2 separate regions of the Homo sapiens genome follow, and region 2 is linked to region 1. A link is an interaction called in ENCODE POLR2A ChIA-PET data of the cell type or tissue named here. Cell type or tissue: K562. All regions are shown on one strand. Each heading gives the region's core, and the rest is flanking DNA. Links, peaks and the distances in the headings are about the cores only.

The links. Peaks named below come from ENCODE experiments on the same cell type or tissue, not always from the same donor. Only the 100,000 strongest peaks of a DNase experiment are listed, where the experiment ranks them.
Region 2: POLR2A ChIA-PET joins it to region 1 with 6 read pairs; 2 of 35 experiments call an interaction of 5 or more read pairs at or near these places.

What each region holds. Positions count from the first base shown.
Region 1 is chr16:11,172,982-11,180,841 of GRCh38, forward strand. CLEC16A (C-type lectin domain containing 16A) reads left to right here. Exons shown (of 24, transcript NM_015226.3): 24 at 5,354-7,860. The coding sequence ends at 5,709. Among named protein-coding and RNA genes, the nearest start is that of SOCS1, 79 kb to the right of the region's middle. RefSeq lists enhancers at 1,193-1,706, 7,727-7,860. In K562, for the core only: no CTCF peak of the experiment used is centred there; no DNase peak of the experiment used is centred there.
Region 2 is chr16:10,884,280-10,889,279 of GRCh38, forward strand. All of the region lies in intron 1 of CIITA (class II major histocompatibility complex transactivator), which reads left to right. Among named protein-coding and RNA genes, the nearest start is that of CIITA, 9.6 kb to the left of the region's middle. RefSeq lists an enhancer at 2,998-3,117. In K562, for the core only: no CTCF peak of the experiment used is centred there; a DNase peak (open chromatin) is centred at 2,859; H3K27me3 peaks cover 743 bases.

The sequences.
Region 1 (7,860 bases), core at 1,503-6,502:
TGCTGTTGACGGCCCAGTGCAGGGAGCTTCCCCGGCTTCCCTCCCATCTGGACCCACCCCTGTGCCTGTGTCCAAGAGAGCCCCCTTCACCCCACCACACCTCCCATTTGGGCCAACTGAGAGTCAGATGACCTGAAACCCACCCACATGCCACTCAACTCGGTCACCACTGTCCCGCTGGAGTTTTAAGGACAGAAACCCCAAGTAAGATATCGTCCCTTTTCTCAGTTTTCTCTGTGGCATCATCCTTTTTTATTGTGGTAACATACGGGTAACATAAACTACCATTTTCGCCGTTTTTCAGTGTATAGTCCAGTGGCATCTAAGGACCTTCACATTGTAGTGCTCTATGGCGTCACATTCAAGCTGTGTGCTCACCCGCCTTCATCTCCGAGAGTGTGGTTTCTCCCTTCGCAGTGAGATGCTCCCGACGTTTTTATTTCAGCCAATTAGAAGCCCCACTCGGCCACCTGGCACCTGGTCTCCGCTCTCCTGCTGTGGTTCAGTCTTGATTTTTCAAAGGCACGGGTCACCAAGTCGCTGCCCAGTTAGGTGGCTGAGGGAGAGGCTCGTGGAGAGGCTCGTGGAGCGCCTCGAGCATCTGAGCTTTCTCAGGACTCGGAGCTGTGCTGTTGGCGTCAGCGTGTGACACCAAGAACCTCCTCACTTGGGGTCAGAAATCTGCTTGATTCACTTAGCTGGTTTGATGCCAGTCCTCCAGCCACACACCCTGCCCTCCTCACACTGTCCTGAGGATGCCGGGTTTTCGTGTCCTGACTCCTGGGCCATGTCTAAAACTGACAGGTGATTCTGTTCTTCCGTCCCCTGAGGCTTCCGACCAAGACCAGATGTTGCGGATGAACCCATCTTTCCTTTCCAACAGGACTCCACCTTCTCTGCCCCTAACCCGGTTAAGTTGCACGAGTGAACAATTTGGTTCTCAGCGATCCCGACCCTGCCTCATCCTGGGGGTTGCATGGGGGGTGTCTTCTCTGCATGGGGGGCCAGCGCCCCATGCACCGGTGGCCACAAGCCCATGCTGGGCACTGCCCCACGACCCTCGCCCCTCGTCAGTGCTCAGCGTCCGCTGCTGCTCAGTGTCCCCTCCATGTCGCCTCTGCCGTCCCATTGTTAAAGGCTTTCTATGATCTGTCGCTGTGTTTTCCCTCTAGTCAGGAGTGGCAGGAAAGGACGCCGACGAGTGTTCAGCCTGTCGGAGGCCGACAGTCATGGCGGCCACTGGGTTTAGTGCTCCGAACGGCAGCTGCCACGGCACCTCACGCACAGTCAATTCAGGCAGGTCTCCCCTGTGAGCCGCTCGGGCCGCGACGTCCACTCGCCACGCTGCATTTCCACAGTCGGCAGGGTCCGCGCTGGCAAGGTGGGCCAAGCTGGGCCTGAGCACAGAGCCATTTGCCAAGGCGGCACTTCCCCATTTTCCCCCAAAGTTGGTTCTCCCTGCTCCCTGTCTGGCCTCACCTCATGTGAAGACCAGATCCCCGGCCCTTGACCTTCGCGACAGTCCTTCACCTTCGCGACAGTCCTTCTGAGCCAGACCTGTACAGCCTGGAAACGCTGTCCTTCTCTGTGACATGTGCACCAGTGTCAGGCTCGGCCCGGGCCAGAAGCAGATGCTCCTGCCAAGTCCCCCAGGGGTCCCCCCAGTTTAGGCCATGGGGGTTGGGCGGCAGTTGGCTGGCAAAGTGAGAATTTGTAGAAAGCAACCAAGAAGTCTCCTCATTTCTTTTTTCCTTTCTTCCCCTAGTCTTGATCTAAGATAAGTGGCAAATTCAGTCCTGTTTTGACCGGAAGCCAAGAGCCATTTCCCTCATAGACACATGGATGGATGTGGCCCCACCATCTCCCTTTCTGAGTGGCACCCACACAGCAGTGAGGCTGATCCATGGGCCACCACCCAGCAGCCTGGCTCGCTGTCGGGGCCATCCCTGCTGCCTCCCCTATGACGCTTCTTCTGTGGTTTCTGATGCGCTTTTCTCCATTGGCCGTTGCGCTTGTCTGCTGGGAGCCTTTGCCTTCTTTTGTGTTGAAATCCTATTTTCTCTGAGCTTTGCCCTCCACTTGCTCTACAGGTACCATCCTTTTCTTCCCCACAACACTCAGCCCCACCTTTTCCCAGCCCAGCACAACAAATCCAAGTTTTTGCTGGAAGTCACCATTTGCTTGACAAGGATGTGTTAAGGCCCCACCCTAGGCCTGCAGATCAGTTTCTGAGGTGCTGGCCAGGCACATGGGGGACCTGCTGCCTTGGTGTCCTCACTGGCCACAGCCACGGGATGTCTGTCCGCTGCTTATGGAAACGTGGCCTTCCTGAATGTCCCATTACCCCCTCGGCTCTGTCTCCCCAGCCCGTGGCCAGGAAGTCAGACTTTTCTCCAAATCCCTCATTTCCTGAGCCTGGCCTCAACTTGTGGCCCTAGAGTTCAAAAACACCAGCAGGCATGAAGCCAAGGCTTCACCAGTAACTTTTGCAGCTCAGCACTTGACTAGAAAAAAGTGTCCTCACTGGGTAATTTTCCCCCCAATGAAAACCTGGCAGAGTTCTCCTTTTTCACCTGCCTTGGTTGGATACCCTTGTAGATCAAGTTCAGGAAGCAGTTCTTAAACAACAACAAGGCCATGTCATAGGTGATGGGTAAGAAGAGGTTATTTTTTCCCTATTTAAAAAGAGGCTACTTTTAGCGGGGAAACCAACCCTTTTAATAAAAATTGTTGGTCCTTTTCCTGAAGAAGAAATCAGTTCTGTGCGCATGCTATTGTTAGTTGGTTTGCTCTTTTTGATATATTTGCCTACAAGGTTTCCACATCCCTGATTATTCTCATAACCAAACACCCCATTAAGGAGCAGGGAACGAAGTTGGCCAGCTTCTTTGAATATCTGCATGCAAATGCAGACTTGAGCAAAGAGAGAAAACACTTACATCGAAATTTTAAGAAAACGTGAAGGTAACGCTTGGCTACTTTGTCTCCAGATGGTAGGACAGTGCCATTTGGGGAATTAGTCATTTCTAAACTGCCTCCTCAGCAGCAAAATTTATGTGTGGATCCACATGTGTGTGAGTTTGTCACAGGTCTGCTCATGCCCATTCGAAGCAAGGGCAGAGGCCACCAGAGCAGGTGAGCACTGCTCAGGGAACCACAGGTTCTGAGGAACAGCAGGCAGATCGTGCTAGGTCAGGGCGCACGCCTGAGCTGAAACCAGCCCAGCACCGCAAGCCATCCTTACTGAATGGAGCAAATCAGTTGAAATTCAAAGAAACCAGAATTCGCATGTAGTGTTTACTCAGCATTTCTGGGCTCAGATCACACCTCAAATCACTTTTTCCACTAGTGTTCACCGATGCCCATTGCCACCCTCCCAGAGCGAGGACCAAAGCCTCATGCAGTGGTTTCCTCTAGATCTCTCTCTCTCTCTCTCTCTTTTAAAAAAGACATTAGGAAGAAATTAATTGGGCTGGGCACGGTGGTTCACACCTGTGCACATCCCAGCACTTTAAGAGGCCAAAGCAGAAGGATTGCTTGAGCCCAGGAGTTCCATACCAGCCTGGGCAACGTAATGAGACCCCGTCTCTACAAAAAACTTTAAAAATTAGCCAGGTGTGGTGACACGGGCCTGTAGTCCCAGCTACTCAGGAGGCCGAAGCAGGAGGATCACTTGAGTCCAGAAGGTTGAGGCTGCAGTGAGCTATGATCATGCCACTGCACTCCAGCCTGGGTGACAGAGTGAGACCCTGTCTCAAAAAAACAAAAGAAATGAAATGAATTGTGACCTTTTAGAGTTCATCTTGCCCAGAGTCTTGTGGGGAGAAATGCCGGTGTGTGCTTTGAAATCCAGTCTGTCTCTCGTGCTTTCGCTCCGTGATGGGAGCTCTCTTCCTCTCCCTCTTCCCTTTCTATATGCTGCCTGCTTTTATTTCGTTCTTTGTTTTTCCATTATTTTGCTTTATGTTCCATTTGCTCTTCTGTTTTATTTTGGCCTGACTTAAAAGAGAAAATAAAAAACTAAACTGGAATCACGTTGAACAAAAAAAAATTCTACCATGCTTCCCGGGTCCCAGGCTGCTGTCAGACTCTTAGCTCGATATAGCATCGTCAGCACCTCCCGCCATGGCTTGGGGACCCCCAGCTCTGTGCAAATGAGAATTTGCCTCCAAGCAGGATGCCCACTGTCTTCTTCTCAATGTTTTTAAACACCCGGCATCTGAAGTGCTGGAAGATGTTTTCCACAATGAATTCCAGCTGCATCTGGTGTTTCTGTTCAGGCAGGCTCATCACTGGAAGGCAAATGGGCCAGCATGTGTCTGTAGGATTTTGAAAAGGGCCGGGCACGGTGGCTCATGCCTGTAATCCCAGCACTTTGGGAGGCCGAGGCGGGCGGATCACTTGAGGTCAGGAGTTTGAAACCAGCCTGGCCAACATGGTGAAACCTCATCTCTACAAAAATACAAAAATTAGCCGGATGTGGTGGCAGATGCCTGTAATCACAGCTACTCGGGAGGCTGAGGCACGAGAATCACTTGACCCCGGGAGGTGGAAGTTGCAGAGAGCCAAGATCATGCCACTGCACTCCAGCCTGGGCAACAGAGTGAGACTCCGCCAAAAGAAAAAAAAAAAAAAAAGCACCAAGGAAAGAAATTGCTGCTCCAAGAATAACTGCGTTGGGTGGAACCTCACCTGCCTTGTCCTGGCGTGGTTTCTCAGTGGCCCCTGCCGGGAAGCTCGGGACAATAATGGCCTGAGGAACCACAGCAGCCCCTTGGTGGGTGCTGGCTCAGCACTTTGAGGAGGAGGAGGAGGAGACAGGCCAAGGTTTTGTTTTGGTTTTGCAAGCTGAAAAGTTCTACAGAATTTCCTTTTTTTTTTTTTTTAATATTGCAGTGGGTTCCCTCTTGGGTAAATGTCATCAAATGTATACTCTGGAAATGGCCTGATATTACGAGCACACCCAAGCCCATTTACTTCCCAAACAAGTATTTATCATCAGGCAGGCCTGAGATTTGCCCACACATAAAGCCTGTCAGCTGGGTCTCTGCACCCAGGAACTGTGCTTTCATAAGCCACATGCTGATTTTGCACAGGCCCTGAATTTTCCCCTCATATCACAAGTCAGGGTAACCCTAGGCCCTGCTGTATTTTCCCCAGGCCTAAGTCAGACTGGATTTTGCAGGTTCTGTGTCCCCAAAAGGAGTGAGTGGAGCCACGCTGAGCCCTCACGCCAGCCAGCCACCTCCCACCTAGCTCACCAGGGCCGCGGTTCAGGATGGGAGCACAGGGCGCAGTGCGACGGGGTGTCTCAAGGGCTCAGTGTGTTTCCGGTTTTTCTCCCCCAATCCAGATGCCCCCATGAGTCCAGAACTGCCTAAGCCTCACCTTCCTGACCAGTTGGTAATCGTCAACGAAACGGAAGCAGACTCTAAGCCCAGCAAGAACGTGGCCAGGAGCGCAGCCGTGGAGACAGCCAGCCTGTCCCCCAGCCTCGTCCCTGCCCGGCAGCCCACCATTTCCCTGCTCTGCGAGGACACGGCTGACACGCTGAGCGTCGAATCGCTGACCCTTGTCCCCCCAGTTGACCCCCACAGCCTCCGCAGCCTCACCGGCATGCCCCCGCTGTCCACGCCGGCTGCCGCCTGCACAGAGCCCGTGGGCGAAGAGGCTGCATGTGCTGAGCCTGTGGGCACCGCTGAGGACTGAGTCAGTGCCGGGGCCTCCCTTTGTGTGTGTGGCCCCGCTGGTAGGGACCCCAGTGCCGCTGACTGGCAAGACACACTGGGAGCACCCACCATTCTGTGCGGCCCCCAGCAGCCATCTCAACCACCTATCCCTGCGCTCCCTTGAATGGGAAGAAGCCCCACGTTGTCCTTGAATTCCTTTTTCACTTTGCATCTCTTCACGTGCAGGCTGGGACCAGCGGAGACACCGCGGCGAATGCAGATGACTGCACCGGCCACTCAGGGAGCTGCCTGGGCTCCGTGTCTCTGAGCCCCGGGTGGCAGGACCCACCGGCACCTCTTTCTTCCTCTGTCATATGGCTCCTCTGTCACCAGCCCCAGTGTGCACAGAAGAATTGGACCAGGTCACTGTACGTAGAAATTTGTAGAAAAGCAGACTTAGATAAACATCTCCTTTGGATATTTATTTCCGCTTTTGGCAGCAGGTGAACATTTATTTTTAAAACTTCTATTTAAAAGAAGTCCAAAAACATCAACACTAAGGTTTGATGTCATGTGAAAAGTGTAATAATAACAGTTAAGATTTCATGATCATTTTCACTGGACCTTTCCTGATATTTTGTTTCAGAGTTCTTAGTGTGGCTTTTTCCATTTATTTAAGTGATTCTTTGTTACTCACTAACTCTGCAAGCCTGTGGAATAATGAAGTACCTTCCTGGAAAGTTTGGATTATTTTTTAAACAAAAACAAGGGAGATACATGTATTCTCAGGTACACACAGAGCTGAGAGGGCTGAATGGTTTTCTGCTATAGCAGCCGAGAGGCCTCCCATCATGGAAAGATTTCTCCAGGAAAAGGAGGAATGTAGCCAGCTCCCCACTCAGGACGCTTCCTCATTTCTCTTCACCAAAACCAAACAGAGACAGCTTCCAGCACCTTCTTCAGTGTTACCATCTCTAAGAAGGAACCAGTTGGGACCGTGAAGACTCCCGACCCTGTGGCCATGATGGAAATCAAAGGAAGACACCCTCTACGTCACCTGCCCTCGACTGTGTGTGCCCACATGTGCCGAGAGATGGCCCAGAGCCAGTTCCCCTCCAGCTGCAAGGGCATGGTGTCCCCAGAGCTCTGAGTCTGTCACTCTCCCTCTGCTACTGCTGCTGATCTGAATATGGAAACCCCATGGTTCCCTTCCCCATTCGGACTGGGTGTGTACAAGCAAGGACCCAGATGCATCAGACACAGCCCCCAAGATGTTCCTTTCTACTCGGCCAGCTCGGGAGCCAGACACAGCACTCACAGCCCAGGCCGTGATCCACCCTCCCCAAGTCCACCAGGGCCAGCGGCCCCTCACCTCTCTGGTCACTGGTGAGACCTTCCACAACTTTCCTCCAGACCTGCCAGCAGATGTGCCCACCAGGGGCATTAGGTATCCGCCGGAGCCTGGCCATAGGGTAGTCTCGGGAGCCGCGCTGAGATCTTTTGCCACCTGCATTTTAGAAGAACATGGTCTCTGTCTCCTCGGCCCAGCCAGCTGTCCCGGCAAGGCCTGCCGAGGGCAGTTTTCAACCTCATGAAGGAAACACAGTCCTGCCAAGGAGGGGGAGTGGCGCCCATGGGGACAGGCCTCAGTCCTTAGAAGCCCTCTGGGTAGCTGTGCCCACCCAGCCTTCATGGCTGCAGGTACAAGGACCTTTGCTTCCATAGAGAAAACGCACAGCTCAGAAAGGGGGCCACATGGGCAGAAACCCAAAGGAAGGACAAACCACGACCACCGTGGCCATCTGCAGAATCCCTGGAAGAGAAGGAAGGCAGGGTGGAGCGGGGGGAAGACCATCATGGAGAGAAGGACCACAGCATCAGGAGACGGGACACGCCACACCCAGCAGGCAGCCTGTGTGTTGCTTAATTTTTTAAGAGCAAGAGGGGTAGAGAGGATCAAGCTGGCCCTGGCTGGAGATGGCTAGCCCCTGAGACATGCACTTCTGGTTTTGAAATGACTCTGTCTGTGGGGCAGCAGAAACTAGAGAAGGCAAGTGGCTGCCCCACCCCAAGGCGTGACCAGGAGGAACAGCCTGCAGCTCACTCCATGCCACACGGGTGGGCCACCAGCCTGCTGTCAGAAGTCTCTGGGCTCCAACTGGTCTTGTAACCACTGAGCACTGAAGGAGAG
Region 2 (5,000 bases), core at 1-5,000, 290 kb before region 1:
CAGGGAGCTGCAATGGAAATCCATTCAACGGTGCTGGAATTGGGATGGCAAAAAGGAGCAGCAGGCAGGTGTCAGCAGGGAGCAGCTCTTTGCATCCCACAGTTCCCAGGGAGCTTACCATTCTTTCATTCATTCATTCATCCTTTCATTTATGAGACAAAGTCTCACTCTGTTGCCCAGGTTGGAGTGCAGTGGCACAGTCATTGCTCACTGCAGCCTCAAGCTCCTGAGCTCAAGCCATCCTCCTGCCTCAGCCTCCCAAGTAGCCGAGACTACAAGGGCACTCCACCACACCCAGCTAATTTTTGTATCTTTTATTTCTGAAGAGATGGGGTTTCACTATGTTGCCCAGGCTGGTCTCAAACTCCTGGCCTCAAGTCATCCTCCCTCCTCAGCCTCCCAAAGTGCTGGGATTACAGGTGTGATCTCAGACAGCTTACCTCTTAATCACCTTTCCATCTGAGCTGGCAGCAGAGCTGGGAAAGTGCACCCAACACCCCAGATGCTGCAACTTTAGTGCTTCCTGCTCCTTCTCTGTGTGGAACTGGCCTGTTTGGGTACCCAGGGCCAGTCCCCTCCAAGACCCTCTGTAGAAAAAGACCCTACTGTACACCTCAATTCCATTGCAGGACAGGACATAATTGAATCCTGCCTCTCCCTGCCCCAGTCACCCATCCCTCCCAAGCCATTATCTTGGGACCTGCAAGGGCCTCCAAGCCAAGGGTGGCAAATCCAAATACCAAAGGGGCCATAATGATGTAAAATGTGTCCAGGCAGAAGGCAATAGGGAGTAGTGGGGCCTCTGGTAACAATTGTGTGTACTCTATATAGAGACATTGTGATGGTGATTTAGACACACACACACTTATATTGGCTTGGGAAACAAAACAAATAGGCCTATCGACTGGATTCAACTTTTGATTTTGCAGCCAAGCCCCTGTGGCACAGCTGAGGAGCTTGCAGGTCAGAAAGGGGATTTAGAGCCAACCAATAGCAATATCTCCAGACCTCTCCTGACACGAAGCTCATCTGACCTCCTGCCCCCATTACACACATACACATGCACACACATGCATGCAGGCACATGCACGCACGTCTTCTAGTCTCCCTGCCTTGAGGACAAATGATCAGATCCTGCAACTGTTTCCAGGCCCATAAGCCCCTGAGCATTGCAGTGTTGCTACATGCCTTAGTTTCCTCTCCGTCTCCTGTGACCTCCTCGTGCCACTCCAGGAAGTGAAAGTCTTGAGTGAGACCAGTAGTTTCTCTTAAGTCCTCTCTCTGTCTCGTTCTCCTGGGATATCTACACTTGGTTTGCAAACAGCAGGCTGGAGAGTGAGGGGCTTCTTCCTCTACATCCAGCTCCTCCCCCATCCTGCTCCAAGTCCAGCATGTTCCTATCTCTTCCCCAGGACCCTGGGCTCTTGGGCACAAATCAAGCCATCACCAGACAGCCTGTGGGGTGGCAAGAGCAGAGGTTTGTTTCTTTGTGAACATCTATAGGTACCAGGCTCTGTGCAGGCCCTATTGTTGGTGAGCCATAGAGGTACCAACCTCACCCCATGAATCCTCCTTTGTTTCTTTTCTTTTCAACCCCTGGGCCTTTAAACCTTCGATTAACTGCCCAGTGCAGCCCAGGTCATGGTACACTATGATCTTTGGTTCACATGAGGGTTTTCTCTTCATTAATGTCCCTATTTCCCATACTGGGTGCCCATTCTAATGCATTTCAGGTGTATCTTTCTGTTTGTATGTGCTCTTATAAAACATGTTTTGCCTTTTTTTTTTTTTTTTAGATGGAGTCTCACTCTGTCACCCAGGCTGAGTTTTCTATTTTTAGTAGAGATGGGGTTTTACCACCTTGGCCAGGCTGGTCTCAAACTCCTGACCTCAGGTGATCCACCCGCCTCGGCCTCCCAAAGTGCTGGAATTACAGGTGCGAGTCACCACGCCTGGCCACAGTTTCTTACTTTTGCATTCTGTACTATGTTTTTAGGATCTACTTGCCTTGCTTCTGATGCATTTGATCTTTGCTTCTAATCACGGACATTGTTCTCTATGGAGTGCAGGGGTTACTTTTCACCTGTCCACACCCCCAGTGATGGACACCTAGGTGACCTCCAACTCTCTGTCACCACAAATAACACAGCAGTAACCATCCTCAGATGGGTTCTCCTGGGGAGTTGTGGGAACATTTCTTCAGGATATATAGACCCAAGAGCTGAATTGCCAGGTGGTAGGATCTACATATCCTTAGATATTCTACATGATGCCAGGTCGTTCTCCAGAGCGGCCCCATCCATCTACATTCCCACAAACCCGTGTAACCAACACTTGGCATTTCCCAGATGTCTAACTTTTGCCAGTTGTACAGTATCAAGTGTCACTTTGCTGTTTTATTTTTGGAGTTTACATCTTAGTACCACTTACTCGCTAAGTCACTTTAGGTAAGTCACAACAACCCAGTGACATAAGCACTGTGCCAACAAAATGCAGTCGATTCTGTGACTCAGAGAGGTTGAGTAACATTTGCAAAGTCACACAGCAAGTGTGGAACTAAGATTTGAACCCAGAGCCTGCACCCTTAACCACTATGCTATTATTATGTTTTGTCTCTCTCCTAAAATATCATCTGGGTCTACATTGCAAGCCTCTTTGGCAGGGACTGTGTGGTAAACCTCTTTGGGGCCAGTAAGGAACTGAGCTCAGTGACTTTCTTACGGGGTGCTCAGTGAATCATTGTTTTACAGCTTTAGAGGGGAAAAGTGAGAGATGTTTCTTAGAGTTTATCTGGAGGACTACAGGGTGCATGAGCAAAAGCGGAACTCATTTGAGCTACTACCCCCACAAAGAAGCTGTTTGGGGTCTGGTCATGGTAGATAGGCATTCCTAGGCCCCTGGCTTCCCAACACCATTTGGCCCCCGGAAGCAGCTTGTCATGAGGTTGGGGAGCAGGTTGGTGTTGGGGGGGGCCTTGGGGGAAAGGAAAAGGAGAAGACTGCCAGGCAACGAGGAATCAGAATCTCAAAAAGACTCAATTGAAGGGGCTCCAACACTCGTTGAAACGGAGGCTCAGAGGGCTAAGGTAATGTACTCAGGATCAAAGGCAGAGCAGAAACTCAAACCATGTCTCTAGGCACACAGTTCAGAGGTCTTCCCATTATTCCTCAGGAGGAGAAGTTCATGGTCAAGAGTAGGGAAGTATTCCTTCTCAAGCTTTTTTTTTTTTTGTCTGAGACAGAGTCTTGCTCTGTCACCGAGGCTGGAGTGCAGTGGCGTGATCTCGGCTCACTGCAACCTCCGCCTCCCAGGTTCAAGCAATTTTCCTGCCTCAGCCTCCCAAGTAGCTGGGATTATAGGCACCCACCACCACGCCCAGCTCATTTTTGTATTTTTGCAGAGACGGGGTTTCACCATGCTGGTCAGGCTGGTCTTGAACTCCTGACCTCAAGTAATCCGCCAGCCTCGGCCTCTCAAAGTGCTAGGATTATAGGCGTGAGCCACCACCCCTGGCCTCCTTCTCATGCTCTTTAATCACAGTTCAGAGCAGTGCTGGAGGCTTTTAGGGGTAGCAAAAGAGCCTTCTTCTCCCTTTCAGTGCCTCCTTAGACCCTCAAAGATAGACTCCCCGCCTCTGGGAAGAAAACATCTAATGAACTGGACGTAATCTCAGCGCCTGCGTCTGTAAAATGGCTATAATAACAACAATCTCCCAGAGTTGCCGTTAACAGTTGAAACAGAATAGTAAATGCAAGGCATCTAGCACAGCCCCAGACACAGAGAAATCTCCCCTGGTCACTCTCACAGAGGTAAGAAGCACATTAATAATAAAAATGGTCATCACGCATATTGTACTCACCATGCAGAAGTTGTGCTGCCTTAAGCTACTGTTCATTGAGCACTTACTGGTCGCCAGTCCCCTTTCTAAGGGCTCCATGCAACTTAACTCCCCTAATCCTATGAGTTGCCAATTATTATCCCCCACTTTACAGATAAGGAAACTGAGGCTCCAAGTGGTTTAAAAAATGAACTTACCCAGATTGTAGTGCGTTGGTAGGTAGGGATAACCTGAAAGTTGGGAAATTTCACCCCAAAGCTCACCATCTGAGCTCCATTCATCTCCCACCAGCTGAGATGGAACGTTATGCTGTTCCCAGAAGAGATGCATGCACTGATCTTCAGATAGTTTAAGTCTGAGTTAGAACATTGTGGCGACACCTGATTTCCCTCGGGGGAGAGAGAGGTGAATTGTTATTTCAGACACCTGTTTAGTGTCTACACTTAGCCTTTCAAATCCTGCATGCAGTGTGAAGTGGGGATGAAAATAAACCCCAAAAAGGACTTTTGATGGCAAAAAGATCAGGAATATTTTCTCGAGTTGGATGTGGAAGGTGGTGGCCCAGGGGGAAGCACAGTTTCAAAGAGGACCTTCTAAAAATACTGCCCATTTACCAAAAAGACACAGACCGCGCCTCTGCCCTGCCCCCACATGGCTCCTCAAAAGGAGAAATTGTCTTGCCACCCACGCCTTCCCTCGCCGGGGTGCTGGGGGGCCAACAGCAATTCAAAAAGGCTATAGAGTGGGCTGAGACTTTGGAGATGGGTAGTTTGGTTCAAATCTCAGCCCACTAATCCCTCTGAGCCTGTCTCTTCATCTGAAAAACAGGAATACAAATAGCTGATGTGTAAGTTAGACCAAATGGGGTAATGCCTACGAGTCATGTCATTTGGTACCTGGCACTTGCTGGACACTGTGAATTCTAGTTCTATATCATTGCCACGGATGAAGAGAGGCTGCCATGCGCAGAAACATGCTGAGAGCTGGGAGAAGGTGAGCTAGAGGGATACAGTCCCTGCCCTCAGGGAGAGCTGAAGGGCTCTCTCTCCTGCCACGGGATGATCAGGGCCATCTTTTCCCTCCATCCCGCTCTGGCAATGTGGTTTGGAGAAACAGTCCAATGAAGGGGCCTTTGAAGCACTTCCTAAGCATCTATAGACAT